2 separate regions of the Homo sapiens genome follow, and region 1 is linked to region 2. The links are chromatin loops, found by intact Hi-C in ENCODE. Cell type or tissue: mucosa of descending colon. All regions are shown on one strand. Each heading gives the region's core, and the rest is flanking DNA. Links, peaks and the distances in the headings are about the cores only.

Region 1 (10,271 bases), core at 3,305-8,304, 60 kb after region 2:
CCAGAGGCCTCTGATTATGAGGACTATCTGAGCAGAGCTGCAGAAACTATAGCTCTAGTCCTCATAAAAATGAGAGGCAGTTTATTATTAAAATCCAAACATGAAAATACTTCAAACCATTTCGTTAGCAGCATAGTCCCAAATGCAACATTCCCTTTATCAATCAAGTCTAAACCATGTGGCTTCAATGCATCTGTCCTGCTAAATCTGCTAAAACTCTTAAAAGAGCAGTGCAAAAGAGAAAAGACATCTTTCCTTTTAAATGGCAGACAATCCTTATAAGACATTCTCTAGGGTTCTATTCTGAAGGCTATTCAATTTGATTTGGGGCACTTTTTAAACAGCCATTTGGCGCTTTCCGTTTGGAGTTCTTAGGCACAGTGTGACAGAGTCAGCTTGGTGAGCCCTTCCCCATGCATTCGGTACAGCAGCTGAAACTCAGCAGGCAGCTGGTGGGACTCCTGCCACTTGGTGGTAAATTTGGTTCCTTTTTTGTCATAGTAATGGTATGGAAGATCTTCCCTTGTGTTGGGGTCAAATCCAAACGGCCAAAATCCATACAAGTGGATCTCTTCACATATTGCTGATGCAAGGGTGTACATAAGAATACCTGTGCTCAGCCGTTTAGGTGACAAATGTTTGTTTTTCCAGTACCTGTGGAACAATAAGTACATTTGGATTCAGAGGTCAGCGTTGAAAGTTTCAATCAGCAAGGTCTATCTGACTGGGCTGGGTAGTGGATTTGTTACTGTAACTTAAATAGTGCTTGTTTTGAAATTATATTTTAGGCAACCAAAAACAACTTCTGGGCACAACTGGTTACATAATTTGTGAGATCCAGTAAGAAATAAAAATGTGGAGTCTTGGTTCAAAAAGTATTGAAAATTTCGAGTGCAAGAGCAAAGTATTAAACCAAGTGTTGGGCCCTTCTGAGCATGGGATTTCCTGGGATCACACTGTTTGCACACCTTTGAAGCTGGCCTTTGAAGCTGCCCCTGGGTTTTTCTAAAGAGTGGTGTGGCTCTGACCCAGCGGTGACACAACAGAAGGCCACCAAAAAGAATGACTGTGCTTTTCTTACATAAAGTGTTCTTGGATAGGGTGAAGGAGGTCATTTAATCTAAGGGAAACTCCTCCGTCTCTTCCTTTCTCAAACCTAGAAATAAACCCTTCATTCGGGGTTTAGAAAGATTGTGGAGCCTTATTTTTCTTCTCTCTTGCAAATAATTGTATTCCTTGCTTCTTTCTCTTCTAACTAGGGGTTCCCAAGCCCATCTTCAGCATGCCACAATCTGGCATGCTAAATTTTTTAAATTCAGAAAGTGTGTAAGATACATTAAGTGTAAATAATAAATTATAGTTATTAGTCCTTCCATATTTAAATAATATTAATACTCTGAAGCCTTCCTGCTGACACCGCCAAATATTTGAGGCTTCTATGTGGTGTGTGTATTTATCATTGGAGATGCAGGCAGAATGAAACTGTGCATTAGTCAGGTTTCTGTGGACTGTATTTCCTTCCCGTTTTCATTGAACCCATGTATTTTTTTGAGGCCCGAGTGGCTAAGAAACATTATGATTAACTCCACTTTTGTGGCAGGCAGCCACACAGGATAGTTTCTGGAAGTTTCTAAGCACATGCAGTTTCTTCTTCACTACTTGAAGATTTCAAAGGTGAACCTTTCCCCTTCCAAATGAAATTTAAAAGTTCAGTCTTGGTTTTACTATTCCTGTCTAAGGAACTAGAATGACTCTGACAACCCTTTCGGTATAGACAAACTTAAATTGAACAAAAGGGGAGCAAAATAAGGAGATCAAAAGACCATGGGACAGGTTGGCAGGAGACCTGACTTCTAACTCTAGTCTTGCTCATTTAGGGCAGTGACTTTGGGTAAATAACTTCTGCTCCTTGTACCTCAGTTGATTCATCTTTAAACTTAGGAGCTGGGCTACATCACCACTTAAAAAGGTGACCATATATCCTGGGGAACTGGGACAGTCCCAGTTTGTCAGTTATCTGTGTTGTAATTATTAATAGCACCCTCTTTCTCTCAAAGAAAATGTTCCAGTTTGGACTGTAAATTATGGCATCACTCTACCCTCTACCATTGAGATACAAACCAGTTTATTAGGCTGTAATTCCTCCTCCTATGAGAGGTCAACTAAACAGATCTTACATCTTAAGAGGCTACGGGATGGGAAAAATCTATTGTGGAATAAAGATCTTCAGAATTCCCTGTTTACCAGGTCTCCAGAACCCACCCCAACTTATAATAATATTTAGGGCTATGTTAGGACACTGAGGCTACTTACATAGGGGAAACTGAAGTTGAGATAATTTTCTCCAGATGATTTAAAAGAAAAAAAATCTACAATTAATCTTGTTTTATAAAATGCCCTGGACTAGTGGTTCTCAATTCTGACTGCATATTGGAATCATCAGGAGAGTTGTTAAAAAATACCAAGTACCTGGCCTCCACCTCCCTGCCCACCAGATAATTTACATTAGGATCTCTTGAGGCAGAGCCTAGACAATAGTATTTTTAAAGCTCTCAAGTGATTCTAATATACAACCAGAGTTGAAAATCACCAGACTAGAAGAAAATATTGCATCTCTGGCTAATCTGTCTATCAAATCCCAAGAGATAACAACATGCTCATAAAATACTTTCTTCATGTTTTTGCACTCAAATATCAGATTATAAAGGCAGATTGTGCAATTTATGATTTAGGTGTTTTGCTAACCTTGGACATCTACAAAACATAAATTTAAGTCAACTGCATCGTTTCTAAAAAGAAAAACCACTTGATTTGTCTCTAATTTAGCCATTGGCATTCTTGGAATATAGCTATCTATTTAAAGAAAATTCTTGATTTGTGGTGATTTCCATGACTGCTCCATAGCCTTACTACCAAGGGAGAGGACAGAGAATAGAGACGGGAGACTGATGAAGCCCCAATCCTTCCATCTGACACTTGGTTACCAGCTGTGGGTAGATGGAACTTCTTAGCTAGAATGATTCATTCATTCGCTCATTACAAAACATATGAGTTTCTTCTAATTACTACTAAACTCACCACAACAACTAATGAATTGGATGGCTCCCACCCCCAAGAGATTACAACATTGATTTGCCATCTGGTGGAGTATGAGTAAAATGTAATAAAATATACACACCTGTTGACATGTTGCATTATATTTCCCGGCCAAGCCAGTTGGACTTTTAACTGACCTCTGTGTTCAACAAAAAAGTCAACTAATGTCCTGGTCACAGTTGCTGAAGTGTGGAAGAAAAATGCAGGGATCCAAAGAATGGCCCCGTCAAGCTTTTTTAAACTGAGGAAAAAGTTGTTACGGTCCTGAATAGTCAAGAGATTGTTGTAATATTTTTCCAGGATGCTGGGGTTGAAGGTGGTAAGATTGGTTTTTCTTCCAACATCTCTTTGGAAAGCCTCCGTAGGGGCGAAATTGCAACGGAAAACAAAATCTGATTTATCTATTTCTTGTCCACACTGGCTCCCTGTCAGGATCCCACTATTTCCAACCACAGCACAAATATTATAATGCTTGTTCATAATGGGTGACACATCTGGAAGAAGTGACCGGAAGTTATTGCTAATAGAGAAAACATATTTATGGCTGGAATAATCATAGTGCATCAGTTGTCCAATCCGAACACTATTCTTGGTCAAAGAAAAATTTTTTATTACATCGACATGCTGAAGAATTTCTTGCCTAAAATAAAAAGAAATTCATGAAAAGCATTCCATTCAGAAGAACTGATTTTCCATCTTATGACTTATGCTGACATTTCATTCAGAGGGAATCTTAGGCTCATTGAATCCAAAAAAGATTATACATACATAATTGTGGTCCTTGAAGGGAGGACTGCTTCAGAATCTCCGCATATTCTAATCTTTCAGTCAATTTCTGGGTGTATTCTTTGAGGCTTGTAAATGCAACTTACAGTTTTAGCTGCCATACCTTGGTTTTCTGCTCTACGTGAAGAGTGTATCTTATTTGATCAGCAGGGAGGTATAGGGCAAATTGTGTCAGAAAATACAGGGAGACAATTTACACAGGCCTGAAAGAGCTCACATTAATGCACAAACATTAGTAACACATAGTTTGTAACTAGGGTCTACTTGTTTGCTACTGGACTGAAGTGCTCAAAGAATATCAAATATCAGTGGTGTCCAAATAAGAGCCAAATAGATATGAGTCAGTACAGCACTATCTATTATTAAAATATGAAGATGGTAATAGCAGTGGGTGTAGCTGAATATTTAATAGAAATGAGATGATAATCTCATTAAGGTCCTTTGAATAATGAAACAGGGAGTTTTTTCTACTTGATTATATAGAAACACAATTTAGTTGAATAAATCTAATCCTTAGAAAACATGGCTATTATAAATCCTGAAAATATTTCCATATTCTAGCAATTCAGTACATAAACAAGGCAAGACTGATACTTAGAACTAATTTCACGTTGCTTTCATATTGAGCTTTAAGTAAAATTAAGTATCTCTTCTTAAAGTTTAGCTATTTAAAACATTCAAGAGAGACTGGTAACATGCTACTGCTGCTAGATTCTCCGATGTTAAGTAAACCCAGTGAATTTCTTATAACTTTTGCCTAAATGTAGCAGGAATGAAATGAAATGCTTTGCACATCATCCGTTGCTTGGAATTTTAATTTAAAAATGACTTCATTCTTCAAAATAGAGGCAACAGCAACTGAAATCTTTGAAACTCCCCAAGTTACCAGTACCACTCTTACAAGTTGTTAAAAAGGTAAGGCAGATTTAAAATGCTACTGGTAAAAATTTAATGAAAGATTATCTAATTAATTAAAATGAGCGAAGTTTTGAGAAGGAAATATTCTTCTGACTGGTCATTTGGGTCACATGGCCTAGTGTGGGAAGAATATTTTTTATTGAGTTAGAAACATGTTTTGGGGAAAGCTAGAATGTGTTCTACCCATGAAAACGTTCTGGGTTGTCCATAAAATTAATATTGAATTAAAACCCAATTATTAAAAAAACACTTCTAGAGTTTTAGAATTGATCAATTTTCATGAACTAATTTATAATTAAACATAAGTGTTTTTAAAATGTTAATCATATGACTGTATGCTGACTTTTCATCTGAACAGTATTTTCATGAGACCATGAATACCCACTGAATTTGTTTTAATTCTGCCCATAGATTAAACTTTTAAAAGAGAGAGAGAGCAATAACTAGAAATGCTAAGATCAAAACACAACTCCCTAAATAGAGTGGTTTGTAAAATAAGTATTCACACTTCTAATGAATACGCTAGATGGCTCACATCCCATTTAGCAGTAAAATAATCCCACCATGAAGGAAGGAGTAATGAGTTATCGTGGTTTGCTAAGAGTAGACCAGAATCACTGAGCAGAATAAATACATTTGAACAAATCTCATCCTTCTTCCACCTAAAAAAACAAAACCTCAAAACCATCTTATGTGTATAAAATGAAACCGCTACAATTAGTAGGAATTAAGTTAGGTACCTTTACAGTAAGTTAAAAGCTGTAAAGACAATGAAAACAGGCAAAACCAAAACAAAACCATAGTTAAATATCTACATACATTTGGGCCAGCATTTTCACGAGTAATTTGATGGAGACAGATTATGGCATTTTCCGTGTGTTTCAAAGAAACAATACCACTTTATTCTATTTTTCAAGTTTTTTTCAGTGAGGAAATGAAAATGCATTGGGTGGTCTTTTTGCAACTAACCTTTTGTCTGTTTTTTTTTTTTAAATAGATGGCTTTGGCAGTACTTGCCAGACTTGTTAGCTGTAAATCATGGTGCTCAATCAAGCCCAAGTGGAATGCTTTTTTTTTTTTTTGCTATTCAAATTGGTCCTGATATGTCCTTTTTATGAGAGGACACTACACACACAGGAGAAGGTTCCTGATCATTGCTTTGTGCAGTCATGCCAAGAAAACAATGCAGATACACCTGATGGTGAGGGTGGGGCGTATAGATGTTTGTTGTTTTAGATGTTTTTGTTTGCTTGTTTTTGTTTTGTTTTGTTTTGAGCTCTTGAATTCTTAAAAGCACCTTTTGGATCTTTTCCTCCTATCCTACCTTTGATGTAAAAACGCTGTCCGATTAAATTTCCACTTAGAAGGTTTCTCTTGGAGTTCCTGGGTGAGAGAATTCGTAATGGGCACGAATGACGGGTCTAGAAACTTCAGCGCAAATTGTGACCTGGAGAGGAGCATGAGCACAGACAAGCGTGCTGGCCTCAGCTCGGGGAAGCCGAGGTAGCCATTAAAGTGCAGCGGCTGGGGCGAGGGCGGCTGGTACGCGTGCGGGCTCCGTTCCGTCCCGGAGCCCCTCTCATTTGGTCCACCCTCTGCTCCCACACACACCCGAGAGAAAAAAAGAAAACTAGGGAACCCCATCTGCATTGTCCATCCCTCCGGGTGCCGGAGAGACCATAAAATGGCCGTCATGCGGAGAGCAGGGCGCACGCCGGGCGCAGGGCTGGAGCCCGCGGCGCTGCGAGGACCAGGGAATCAGCACCGCGGACAGCGGCCGCCCCGCCAGCCTGACCCGCTACGCCTTTGCAGCCCCATAGAATTGTTTTTGGAGAAAGGGCAGAGGAAACCGGAGACCCAGGGAAAGTCTGGGGGTGGTTCCTGCCTTAACCTCTTCCTTCCCAAACCCACGTCCGATTTCACTTCCTATAACTTGGCTGGGGACCCCCGGGGGCCGCCGGCCTACTCCGCTCCTCGGTCCAGGCGAGGCTCCTCTGGGTTCCTCGCCTCGGTCCCAGCTTGGACCACAGGTGGCACTTTGTAGTTGCCACCTGCCCGTCAGGAGGCCCTGCTGGGAGAGTTCCCGGGGTCACAGAGCGGGGCGGGGGCTCTCGCAGAGCGGCGTCAAGCTGCGCCTGGAGCCTTCACAGGCCGGCCCAGCGCGGAGCGGTGACTCCGACCTGGCGAGGGTGGGCGGCCCTTCCGAGGCTCGCTTCCCGCAGGGGGCGGGGGAATTGCAGAAATCCCGGAAAGCTGGTGGGGGGCGGTGGCTGCGGGGGAAAGGGTTGAGAGAGAACGCCCCAGGGGCTTCCTGAGAATAAACCCGCGTGTCCTTTGATAGGCGTGGGGGAGTAAAGGAGGAGGGCGCGAGGGGAGTCCGGCGCCTGCGCCATTAAACCGCCAGCACCGCCCCGGGCCCGGCCCGCGGAGTCTGCGGACAGGGCGCGGGGAGGGCGCTCCCCTCACGCCTGTCCATCTCTGCTCGCCGCCCCCTCCCGAACAAACACACCGTCTTTCCCTCCACCCTCACCCTCCTGAAAGCCTCCCCCAACCCCCATTTCTGAAATGAGGGAAGGGATGCTGAGGAAGAATACGAGAAATGCAATCACATCGATTTGGACAGCGGCTTCTAGGGGCTTTGGGTTAAAAAAAAAATAACAGGGAGGGGGAAGGGAGAATTAGAGAGAGGAGTGGAAGGACCGCGCAGTTATCTGGCCCAAAGAGTCTCGGAGAGGCCAAAACACCCCTCCCCCACGCCTTCCCTTCCCCAAACACCCCATCAACCAAATTCCCGAGGGCACTAACACAGAGGCCCGCACTCACCGGAATCCCGCGTGGAACATGTACATTCGGGGCGCCCCCGGGCTGGCGTACTTGGGAGTGGTGAAGATGTTCTCCTTTTTCAGGGACACGTAGCTGATGAGCGATAAAATCAGCAGGGCGACGCTGAGCATGACCAGCCCCAGCACACTGGCGACCCGGGCCATTTTGCAGTTTCTCATCCCGGGCTGGGCTGGGTTCAGGGAAACCGGGGAAATCGGTCCATTGAGCGGCCAGCAGCTCGCTGGCGTGTATATATGTGTGTGTGTGTGTGTGTGTGTGTGTGTGTGTGTGTGAGCGCGCGCGCGTGTGGCGGAGGAGGGGGACCCGGGCGGGGGTGGGGGGAGGCCACCGGGGCCGGGGGTTGGGGCTGGCAGGAGCCCCGGAGAGCAGCGGGACCCCGTAGGCAGGGGCGCGCGGGGCCCGGTGCCGAGCAGGAAGATGGAGGGGCTGCGCGGCGGCGTGGCGAAGGAGCGCGCAGCGCCGTGCGTCCCCGGCCGCCGGCTCAGGCTCCCCCGCGCGTTTCCAGCGAGGCTGCCATCTCCTCCGCCGCCTGCAAGATAAATGTGATTGGAATAATGTTACAGTTCGATCTAAGCACAGGATTTAATTAATGAACTCTAATCTCCCAAATAACCGGGGGGAGGGGGTGCAGGAGAGGGAGGGAGTAGAGGGAAATGGTGGAGGGAGGGGGACTGAGGCTGCCAGGCTGCAGCCCGAGCCTACGGCCTCCCCGGCTGAGGGTGCCGGCGAGGAGGTGGCTGTGGGGAGACGGGATCCCAAACTTAGTTTAATGGACCATTCATTACTTTATAATATCACGGAATAGAGAGACAAATAACCGGATTTGCTGTCCTGGAGGGTAAACAACAGCTGGGTGCTTCTCAAAGAAGCAGGGAGGATGGTTTTTGGAAGGCAGCTATTTAAAAGCATCTCCCCTCGTTAAGGCACCGCCCCGGCCCCCTGCCCCCGCCATCCTCCCACCCCAAAGGAAGCTCCAAACAGCAACTGGGCCTGCCTGCCTCGGGAGCCCTTAAAACCTTCTTGGAATTTGCCAGAATGACTCCCCTGTGCGCCTTGTATGCCCACCACATACTTCACTTATCCCTAAAGGGTGGGTAGTGCCTAGCAAAGTTGCGAGGTGACCTGTGAGTCGGGAGGGCCTGCCTTCCTCTCCCCTTTCCGTCTTCCAGTGGATGGACAATGTGCTTGCCCCTGACTTGACTGGGCCTGTTGAAGTCAGCCCTGGTTTAACTCTCCGTTGCCCACTCTTCAGATCCATCCTTCGGGCCTGGTCTCCTGATGGGCTAGGTGGCCTGAGCCTCCCAAAAGCTGAGGCCATTAAAAAACACAGAACTTTTTATGAAGCAGCCCAAGAACCAAATAATAGAGGCTGCCTCTGAGAGTGGAAGGCAAACGCACTAACACTTTGCATTGCTTGACCTTAAATTTATTTTAGCATATTCACGTGTTTCTTGTATATCCATTAGAAATACAAATTAATCCATTTTCAGTCATGCAGTTGGGTGCTCAGGGGAAACTAGCATGTTTCTTTAGCTCTGTCCTTTGCAATTAGCTTATGGCCTCTGCTACCCTAGCTTTACTCTTCGCTTGGTCCTCCCAATACTAGTTAATAAGCACTAATGAGGGAAGCTAGGGGTGAGAAATTGGCGTTTGAGTTCTGATAAAACAAGTTGAGATTCTTCCAAGATGGTTATGACTTCTTTCTCTCCTGAACTTCTTGCCTTGTAGGCTTTCATGGACCTAATGTTATTATCTGTCTGGAGGCTGTAAATTCCTTGAAGGGGTGAGCTCCTGGATTGTAAGCTTCGGCAGAGCAAGGCTTGTCTTACTTCTCCAATACTGTCTCTTACACATGTCATGCTTGCTAAATGTTTGAAGACCTGATGAGCTCCCTTGGGAAACATATCTGTGTGGTTGTGGACAGTGGCACAAAGAATGCTCCTATTTGTTTCCAGTGACAAAGGGGGTCACTTTGCACCCACTAGAGACTTTTTAACCAAAATCTAAAAGTGTGTGTCAGGAGGACACAAATAACCTCCTTTCCTCTGTGGGGCTTTTTTATTATTTAAAAAAATTTAGAAAAGGCTTGCATGCCTGGATATGATGAACACTTGAACTGTATTTTTTTAAATTGCTATTTTTTAAAAATGATTGTATGAGTAAGGTGTAAAATGCCAAAGGGAGTAAGATCTTAAGAGAGCCATCTAGGAATGACACCTGTTAGAAAAAGTCTTCTTGAACCAGAAATCAGGAAACATGCTATGGAGAGGCAGCCTGGGGTAGTGTTACACCTTCAGACTGTGGAGCCAGAAAGACCTGACTTCAAAAGCATACTCTGGGTATTATCAAAAACACAAAAAATAACAAATGCTGGCAAGGATGCAGAGAAAAGGGAACTCGTATACACTGTTGGTGGGAATGCATTCTAGTACAGCCACTATGGAGAACAGTACAGAGGTACCTGAAAAAAACTACAAACTGAACTATTATAAGATCCAGTATTCCCATGACTGGGCGTTTATGCAAAGGAACGGAAATCAGTATGTCAAAGAGATATCTACCACCATGTTTATTGCCACATTGTTCACAATAGCCAAGATATGGATCAACCCAAGTATTCAACAACA
Region 2 (10,271 bases), core at 3,473-8,472:
TTTGTCTCAGAAAAAAAAAAACCCAAAAAACAAAAAACAAACAAACAAAAACTACCTGAGACTGTATAATTTATTAATTTATTTAGAAAAGAGGTTTAATTGACTCACAGTTCCACAGGCTGCACAGGAAGCATGGCTGTGGTGAAGGTGAAGGGGAGACAAGCACATCTTACCATGGTGGAGTAAGAGAGAGAAAGAGAGAAGGGAGGAGTGCCACACACATTTAAACCATCAGATCTCATGAGAACTCATTATCATGAGAACAGCAAGGGGGAAATCCACCCCCATGATCCAATCACCTCCCACCAGACCCCTCTTCCAATTTGACATGAGATTTGGGCTGGGACACAAATCCAAACCATATCAGGTAGCATGGCCATTTTTTTTTCCTGGAGGTATATTTTTAAATTATATCTTAAAGGTGATTTATTTGATTTACTGCCTTATTCAAACTTAAAATAAAATTTTATTTTTATTTTTTATTGTGATACTTTAAGTTCTGGGGTACACGTGCAGAACGTGCAGGTTTGTTACATAGGTATACATGTACCATGGTGGTTTGCTACACCCATCAACCTGTCATCTACATTAGGTATTTCTCCTAATGCTATCCCTCCCCTAGCGTGCCACCCTGCCGACAGGCCCCGGTGTGTGATATTCTTCTCCCCGTGTCCATGTGTTCTCGTTGTTCAACTCCCACTTATGAGTGAGAACATGCGATGTTTGGTTTTCAGCATGGCCATTTTAACGATGTTAGCTCTTCCAGGCCATAAGCACGGAATATCTTTCCATTTATTTAATATCTTCTTCAATTTCTTTCATCAATGTTTTATAGTTTTCAGTGTAAAGATCTTTTACCTCCTTGATTACATTTATTTCTAAGTATTTTATTTTTTTGTAGCTGTTGTAAATAGGATTTTTAAATTTCTTTTTCAGATCTTTTGCTATTAGTGTATGAAAATGCTACTGAACTTTGTATGTTGATTTTGTATCCTGAAACTTCAGTGGATTTGCTTATTAGTTCTAACAGTTTTTTAGTACAGTCTTTAGGGTTTTTTTTTTTTTTTTAATATATAGGATCATGTTTTCTGCAAACAGGAACAATTTAATTCTTCCTTTCCAACTTGGATACTTTTAATTTCTTTCTTTTGCCTAACTACTCTGGCTAAGACTTCCAGGCTTCCAGTGCTATGTGGAATAGAAGAGGAGAAAGTGAGTATCCTTGTTTTGTTCCTGATCTTAGAGGAAAATCTTTCAGCTTTTCTACATTCAGCGTAATATTAGTAGTGGGTCTGTCACATATGACCTTATTGTGACCAGAGGTTGGGGGAAAGGGGTGGAAGAGGAAAAGGGAGACATTGGTCAATAAGCCCAAAATTACAATTAGATACGAGGAATAAAACCTGGTGTTCTATTGCACAGTAGAGCGACTATAACTAATAACAATGTATTATACATTTCAAAATAGAAAAGAGGTTTTTGCATATTCTCATCACAAAGAAATGATAAATTTTTGAGTTGCCAAATATGCTAATTACTCTAATTTGATCATTACAAAATGTAAACATGTATTGAAACATCATGTTGTACTCCGTAAATATGTACAGTTATTTTTCAATTAAAAATAAAACTTAAAAATGATATTGTGAACGTAATTTTATGTAGATAATTTTAAGGGTTAGACTAATATTAATATTCAAGCTTATAAAGACGTTAAAAGTACATGATGGAGCATTTTCTATCTCTATAAAAACCATTTCTTTATGAAAAGTACAATTTCTTTATGGAAAGTACAAGAATTATTTCTTGTCTGCATTTCTAAAATTCCAAAAAGCTCTAAAAACCAGAAGTTTTTTTGAATTTCATATGTTGAAGTAACCATAACTGAACTGATATGAAGCTATTTATAGTCTTTTTTTTTTTAATATAGCCTCCTCAGTCGCCCAGGCTGGAGTGCAGTGGTGCAATTTTGGCTCACTGCAATCTCTGCCTCCCTCCTGAACCATTTGCATGCCTCAGCCACTGGAGTGGCCGGGATTACAGGTGCATGCTACCACACCCGGCTATTTTTTTTTTTTTTTTTTTTTTTTGTATTTTTAGTAGATACAGGGTTTAACCATGTTGGCCAGGCTGGTCTCGAACTCCTGACCTCAAGTGATCCGCCCACCTTGGCCTCCCAAAGTGCTGGGATTACAGGCATGAGCCACTGCACTCAGCCTTTTTATAGTCTTTATTCCACTTAGAATTAGTATTCACACATACCTGTGCAGAAATATTGTTGTGTTTGATGAGAAAGTGCTGCCCCAGACCTTGCTGGGGGTTATGTAATAAATAATATTTACCGCTAAAATCTTTCAAATATCTGAAAAATTCTCAATTCTAAAGCATCTGTCTCTAAAGGATTTGGTTAAGAGATTGTGCACTTGTATTATTAGTTATCCTATAGTTTGATATTTCTTGTTTCTCAGGATAACTTGAATCCATTGGCCAGAGATCTAGACAATAAGCTATATAACTTCCCCATGGTACCATAATTCCCAAGAACTATTAATGAGTCCCTAAAATTTGTCACAGAAGGAGTTTTCTCTGTGAACCAAATTTGTACTATATAATGAAGCATAAGTTGTTCTTCTATTTCCATATTTATTTTATAAAGAGGTCAGTGGCAAAAATGATCAGTGTCAGGGCCTCCTCCCATACTTGATATTTCTTAAGAATGGCCCTGGGCCAGGCACGATGGCTCACGCTTGTAATTCTAGCACTTTGGTAGGATGAGGCAGGCAGATCACCTTAGGTCAGGAGTTCAAGACCAGCCTGGCCAACATGGTGAAACCCCGTCTCTACTAAAAAATACAAAAATTAGCTGGGCATGGTGGCACATGCCTGTAATCCCAGCTACTTGGGGGGCTGAGGCAGGAGAATTGCTTGAACCTTGGAGGTGGAGGTTGCAGCGAGTCAAGATCGCGCTACTGCACTCTGGCCTGGGTGACAGAGCAAGACTGTCTCAAAAAAAAAAAAAGAAAAAAAAAAGTCTGGCCCTGGATGACAATATCATACTTTTCTGGCCTACATAGATGACTTATTTGCATAAATTAATTAATGGCTTTCATTTTACAAATTCTTTCTGTAGTTATTGCTAATTCTGGACCTTTATGGAACATTTATAGAACACCTACTCCAGGCTGGCCTTAAGCTAGGCAACCATGTTACAAAGATGAATGAGAACTAAAAGAGTGCCTCAAAGTATTCACACACTCATTTGATCCTCAAAACAGCATGTAAGATAAGTGGGAGTGATGTTATTGTTCCCATTTTGAAGATGAAAAACCTTAATCTCTGGGAACTTAAGGAATTGGTTAAGGGTCACACATTCAGTAAGTGGTAGAACAGGACTTGAATCCAAGGCTTTAATTCACAATGTAGTTATATTTCCAACACATTAACATACATTGGGAGCCTGTTTGTAATAGAAAATACTTCATTTTCTCTTCACCCAACCCTTAGACATTCACTTTTACTTGGCTGCTCAGAATTTGTACCCACTTATTGTGTTTAGAAAATGCACTGTGAAATGTAAAATGAGTTTTTATGGAAGATAGGATCCTACTTCTTACTGTGAAATCCAAAAAGCCCAAACTCTCTTTTTCCCCATCCCCTGATAGCTGTGACTCAGAAATGTCATCTAGATCCAACCAGTAAGATACACCTCCTTGGATGTCAGATGCCAGAGAGACCATGGCGTGGAGACAGCCTACAACTTGCACTGGTGTGGTGGTGCGTTCTGTGTCCAACAGAGGCAGCTCGCCAACCCAGCTGGTTCTCTGGCTGTGGTTCTTGCACCTAACCCCCATTGATTTCAGATCCTTTTCTGAACTTGGTTCTTATCCCTTTCAGTCTATTCTGTGAGTAATCTGGGTTCCTTTTGCCTAATATTTTTCTGTGAAAATTAGCTCGAGTCAGTTTCTGTTGTTTCCCACCAAGAATCTCTGCCTAGGAGAGATTCACTTTATAGATGAGATACTGGTCAGAATTGGTCAGATTGGTGAGAATTGGTCAGACTTGGGGCATATTTGAAGAGAGAGCTGACAGGATTTGCTAATGGTTTGGATATGGAATGTGAGAAAAGGAAAGGCGTCAAGGATGACCTTAGAGTTCTGGTCTCAAAAATTGAAACAATAAAGCTACCATCAGGTTCCATCAGTTCCAGTTCTCTATCACTACAAAATGCCCCAAAGTAGTGAGCTTAAACAACAATCATTTTTGCTATCTCCATTGGCTTGGGCTTCTTACTGCATGATGGCTGGGCTTTAAGAAGGAGTATTCCATTAGGAAGTGTCCATAGAATGAGCATTCTAAGACAACCAGGAAAAAGCTGCATGGTTTTTTATGACCTAGCCTCAGAAGTCACATAACGTCACTTCTACCATATTCTGTGTTTAGAATTCATCACAGGCCCATTCCAGATTCAAGGAGGAGGGGACATTGGAGCATCAAAGAATTTGGGACCATGTTTTAAAACTATCACACCATTTATTAGGGAGCTCCATGAAAGCTGGGGAAGACAAAGAGGAACAAGTTGGGAATGGGGAAAAATCAAGTGTTTGTGCATGTTAACTATAAGTGTCTATTATTCATTCAAGAGGAGATAGATATTGGGCAGGCAATTGGATATAAGTCAGGAGGCAAGGTGAGAAGTTGGGGCTAGAGACAGAAATTTAAGAGTTGTTTGTGTATAGGTGATATGTGAAAGCCATAGGACTGGTTGAGATAATCTAGAGAGTGTATCTAAATAGGGAAAACGTAAGGATCTGGAACTGTTTGGAAATGTAAGGAGAGTACCAAAAGAGATTGAGAAGAACAAACCAGTGAGGCATGTGCTTAGGATGTTTGCACACAGTGTGAGCAGGGACAGAATGGTAGGAGATAGTGAGGGTAGAAGAATAGCAGAGGACAGCAGAGGTTGAGTCCAATAAATGAACATGAAGGAGAGTAAGTGTAAGCCCTGCCTTAAAAAAATGGAATGTTTTTCTTAGGAAGTAGTGTCAGTTGAGGTAATGAAACTAGGTCCAAAAAGAGAGCCTATGATTTTGCTCCTTCTCCTATGACCAGAAAAAAAAAAATGAGAAAAACAAAAATACTTAAAATTGCACAGACGGTTTTGCATTAGATCATGCAAATCAGAGACTAGGCAATTTCATTGTTATAAGTCTGGTCCCATTATCTTGTATTTTCTCAACTACAGTTTGTGGACAACACATTTGCATTCTTGAAACACTTTATTTTTTGGACAGGGTCTTGCTGGAGTTCAGTGGCATGATCATAGCTCACTGCAGCCTCAACCTCCTGGGTTCAAGCAATCCTCCCACCTCAGCTTCTAGAGTATTTGGGACTACAGGTTTGCCACCATGCCTGGCTATGTTTTTTTTATTATTATTATTTGTAGAGATGAGGTCTTGCTATGTTGCCTAGGCTGGTCTTAAACTCCTGGGCTCAAGCATTCCGCCTGCCTCTGTCCCCCAAAGTGCTGGTATTAACAGGCATGAGCCATTGCGCCTGGCCCAAAACACCCTTCGATTGTTGTTTTGTGACAACATGCTTTTCTGCTTGTATCTCTGGTCAGTCTTTCCAGACTTGCTAGTTCTGTCTCCTTTGACTTCTAAATGATGGAATTTTTTAAGGCTTGATCTTAGATTTTCTCTTGTTTTGATTCTATATTCTTTTCCTCCTTATGCAAGGAGATCTTCCATAGCATTAAGTAACATTTATTTGCTAATGATATTCATGTTTACATATACAGTCCAGAACTATTTTCTGAACTCCAGTCAAATATATCCAACTGCTCACTTGATATTTGGGTCTCTAACAATGACCTAAAACTCAACATGTCTAAGCACTCTTGATTTCTACTTCCCAAAATTGCGCTCACAGTCTTCCCATCAAAGTAACTGGTAACTCTGTACTTCCCAATTTTTAATTAAACTTTTAATTTTGAGATAACTGTAGATTCACATGTAGTTGTAAGAGATAATACAGAGATCCCTTGTACACTTTATCCAGTTTTCTTTAATGAAAACATCTTTTAAAACTAAGTACAATTTCACAATCAGGATATTACCATCAATACAATCAAGATACAGAACATGTCCATCATCATAAGGATCCCCCACATTGACTTTTTATAGCCATGCTCACTTCCCTCACATATCTATTCCCTCATTATCCATAGGAAACCACTAACTAGTCTACTATCCATTTCTATAATTTGTTGTCTCAAGAATATTACATAAGTGCAACCATATAGTATGTAGCCCCTTGAGACTGGCTTTTTATTCATCTTCTCTGGAGATCCATCTAGTTTGTTGTGTATATGAGTAATATGCTCCCTTTTATGGCTAATATTCCATGGCACAAATGTACCACAGTTTGTTTAACTATTCAGCATTTGAATGTGGTTTCCAGTTTTTGGCTCTTATGAATAAAGCTGCTATGAACACTTATGTACAGGTTTTTGTGTCAATATAAGTCTTCATTTCTCTAGGATAAATGCCCAGTAGTGCAGTTGCTAGGTCATTTGGTAGTTGCATATTTCATGTTTTAAAGAAATTACACACTTTTTTCCAGAGTATACCATTTTACTTTCCCACCAGCAATATGTGATTCAACTTCTCTACATCTTTGCCAGCTTAGGTATTGATATTTTCATTTTAGTCATTCTGGTAAGTATATAATGTCTTATTTTAGTTTTAATTTACATTTCTCTAGTGACTAATGATGTTGGACAGCTTTTCATGTGCTTTTTTGTCATCTGTGTATATGTTTCAGTAAATGTTCATACCTTTGCTCATTTTCTAATTGGATTTTTTTTTTTTTTACTGTTTTTGTTTTTTACTGTTGAATTTTGAGAATTCTTTTTATGTTCTAGATAGTAGTCCTTTGTCAGATGTGTGATTTGCAAATATTTCCTCCTAGTGTGCAGCTTGTTTACTCACCCTGTTAACAGGACCTTTCACAGAACAAACATTGTTAATTTTGATGGAGTCCAATTTATTAATTTTTTCTTTATGGACCATTCTTTCTGTTTCAAGGCTAAGAGCACTTTGCCTGGTCCTAGAGCCTGATGTTCTCACATTTTTTTCTGTAGTTATATAGTTTTTTAGTTGTACATATTACATTTAAGTCTGTGATCCATTTTGAGTTGATTTTGAATAAGGTGTGAAGTTTAGGTCTTTTTTTATTTTATTTTTTGCCTGTGGATGACCAATTGTTTCAGCTCCATTCATTCAAAAGGCTATCTTTCCCTCAGTTGAATTGTGTCCGCAGCTTTGTGAAAAATCAATTGGGTATAAATATGTGGGTATGTTTCTGGGTTCCATACTTTGTTCCATTGATCTATGCGTCTGTCTTTTCACCAATGTCACACAGTCTTGATTACTGTAGCTAGACAGTATCTTGAAATCAGGTAGACTAATTCCTCCCACTTTATTCTTTCCTTAAAAAATGGTTTTATCTGTTTTATTCTTTTACCTTTCCATATATATTTGAGGATAATCATGTGTGTATCTACAAAAATCTTGCTGGGATTTTGGTTGGAATTATGTTAAACTTGTATATCAGTTTTGGAAGAATTGATATCTTTTAGTATGTTGAGTCTTCCAATCTATGTACATATGTGTCTTCATTTATTTATATCTTCTTTCATCAGTGTTGCATAGTTTTCAGCATACAAGTCCTATATATATTTTGTTACATTTTCCCCAATAATTTTGTTTTGGGTGATAAAAATTATAAATGATATTATATTTAACATTTTGATAGCCATATATTCATTGCTATTTATAGAAATACAATGGATTTTTGTGTGTTTACCTTGTCTCCTGCAACTTTGCTGAACTCACTTATTAGTTCTAATTTTAAAAAATAGATTCATTGTGATTTTCTATATAAACATTTAGACACATGCAAATAAGGATCAAAGTATTTCTTCCTTTCTGATCTGCATAATTTTTTGTTTCCTTATTTTACTGGCTAGTACTTCTAGTACTATATTGAATAAGAGTGGTGACAGTGACTATCCTTCCTTTGTTCCCAATATTAGGGGCAAACACATTGTCTTTCACCATTTAGTATAATGTTAGCTGTTGGGTTTTGCAGATTCTCTTTATCAAGTTGAGGAAGTTCTCTTATATTCCTATTTTTGTAAGAGTTTTACCATGAATGGAGGTTGAATTTTGTCAAATACTTTTTATACATTGATTGATATAATAGTGTAATTTTTCTTCTTTAGCCTGTTAATATGGTGGGTTACATTGCTTGCTTTTCTAGTATTGGACTGGGCTGGTATCCCTGGAATAAACCCCACTTGGTCATGGTGTCTAATTATTTTCATATACTGCTGAATTCCATTTGCTCATATTTTGGTGCTAGGATTTTTGCATCTAAATTCATGAGGACATTGGTCTGTAGTTTTCCTTTTTTATATTGTCATTGTCTGTATTTGATATCAGAATAATACTAGCTTCATACAATGAATTGAGAGTTGTTCTCTCATTCTTGAAGAGACTTCACAGAATTGGTGTTTAATTCATCACCTCACACTTATTAGGATGGCTATTATCAAAGAGACAAGAGACAAAATTTGACAAGGATGTGAAGAAAAGGGAATACTTCTATACTGTTGGTGGAAAGGTAAATTAGTACAGCCATTATTTAAAAAATGGGTATTCCTCACAAAATTAAAAACAGAATGACCATATAGTCCAGCAATTCCATTTCTGAATATATATCCAAAGGAAATGAAATTAGTATGTCAAAGGGATATCTGCAATCTCATGTTTATTGTAGCATTATTCACAGTAGCTAAGATATAGAATCGACCTAAGGATCCATTGACTGATGAATGGATAAAGAAAATGTGGCACAGTAGTCCCCCCTTATCTGCAGGGCATACATTCTAAGACCTCCAGTGGATGGATGCCTGAAACTTTTCATACTATCAAACCCTATACATACTATGTTTTTTCCTATATATACATATCTATGATAGAGTTTATAAATTTTGCATAGCAAGAGATTAACAACAGTAAGTAATAATAAAATAGAGCAAGTATAACAGTATACTTAAATAAATGTTATATAAATGTGATCTTTCTCTACCTCTCTCTAAATATCTTATTGTATGTAATATTTTTGGACTGTGGTTAACTGTGGGTAACTGAAACCACAGAAAGCAAAGTTGTGGATAACGAGGAGACTACTATATATATATACCTACACACACTTACACACACGCATATATATATATATATATATATATATATATATATATATATATATATATATATATATATACTGTGTGTGTGTGTGCATGCATTTGTGTGTGAATATATATATACATATTCATCCTAAAAAAGCGGAGAAATGTATATAATGGAACGCTCTTCAGCCTTAAAAAGGAGAGAAATCCTGCCATTTGTGTGTGACATGGATAAAATGACATGGATAAATCTGAAAGACATTATGCTAAGTGAAATAAACCAGACATAGAAAGATAAATACTGTATGATCTGGAAGACATTATGCTAAGTGAAATAAACCGGACATAGAAAAATACTGCATGATCTCACTTAAATATGGAATCTACAAAAATTATCTTACAGAAACAGAAAATAGAATGGTGGTTATCAAGGGCTTGTGGAGGCTGGGCTGGAGGGGTGTTGGTCAAAGGATACAAAATTTCAGTTAGGAAGAATAAGTTCTGGAGACCTATTGCACAACATGGTGACTGTACTTAATAACAGTGCATTGTATACTTGAGAATTACTAAAAGAGTAGATGTTTAAATATTCTCACCACAAAAAAAGATAAGTATGTGAGGTAATAGATATGTTAATTAGCTTGGTTTACCCATTCTGTAATGTATACATATATCAAAACAGTATGGCCGGGCATGGTGGCTCACAAAAATTATCACGGGCGGATCACAAGGTCAGGAGATTGAGACCATCCTGGCTAACACGGTGAAACCCCGTCTGTACTAAAAGTACAAAAAATTAGCTGGGCGTGGTGGCAGGCGCCTGTAGTCCCAGCTACTCGGGAGGCTGAGGCAGGAGAATGGCGTGAACCCGGGAGGCGGAGCTTGCAGTGAGCCGAGATCGCGCCACTGCCCCCCAGCCTGGGCGACAGTGCAAGACTCCATCTCAAAAAAACAAACAAACAAACAAACAAAAGCAACAACAACAAAAAACATTATGTTGTGCCCCATATACATATAT

What was found. A loop is a pair of places that touch in the nucleus more often than their neighbours do. Peaks named below come from ENCODE experiments on the same cell type or tissue, not always from the same donor. Only the 100,000 strongest peaks of a DNase experiment are listed, where the experiment ranks them.
Region 1: a loop joins it to region 2, with 5 times the contacts of the local background. A loop is called at or near these places in 3 of 110 quality-filtered maps.

The regions. Positions count from the first base shown.
Region 1 is chr18:57,350,378-57,360,648 of GRCh38, reverse strand. It overlaps ST8SIA3 (ST8 alpha-N-acetyl-neuraminide alpha-2,8-sialyltransferase 3), which reads right to left and starts at 8,092. Exons shown (of 4, transcript NM_015879.3): 1 at 7,624-8,092; 2 at 6,125-6,247; 3 at 3,179-3,736; 4 at 1-654. The coding sequence starts at 7,802. The coding sequence ends at 372. In mucosa of descending colon, for the core only: no CTCF peak of the experiment used is centred there; no DNase peak of the experiment used is centred there.
Region 2 is chr18:57,410,256-57,420,526 of GRCh38, reverse strand. No RefSeq gene overlaps it. Among named protein-coding and RNA genes, the nearest start is that of ONECUT2, 20 kb to the left of the region's middle. In mucosa of descending colon, for the core only: no CTCF peak of the experiment used is centred there; no DNase peak of the experiment used is centred there.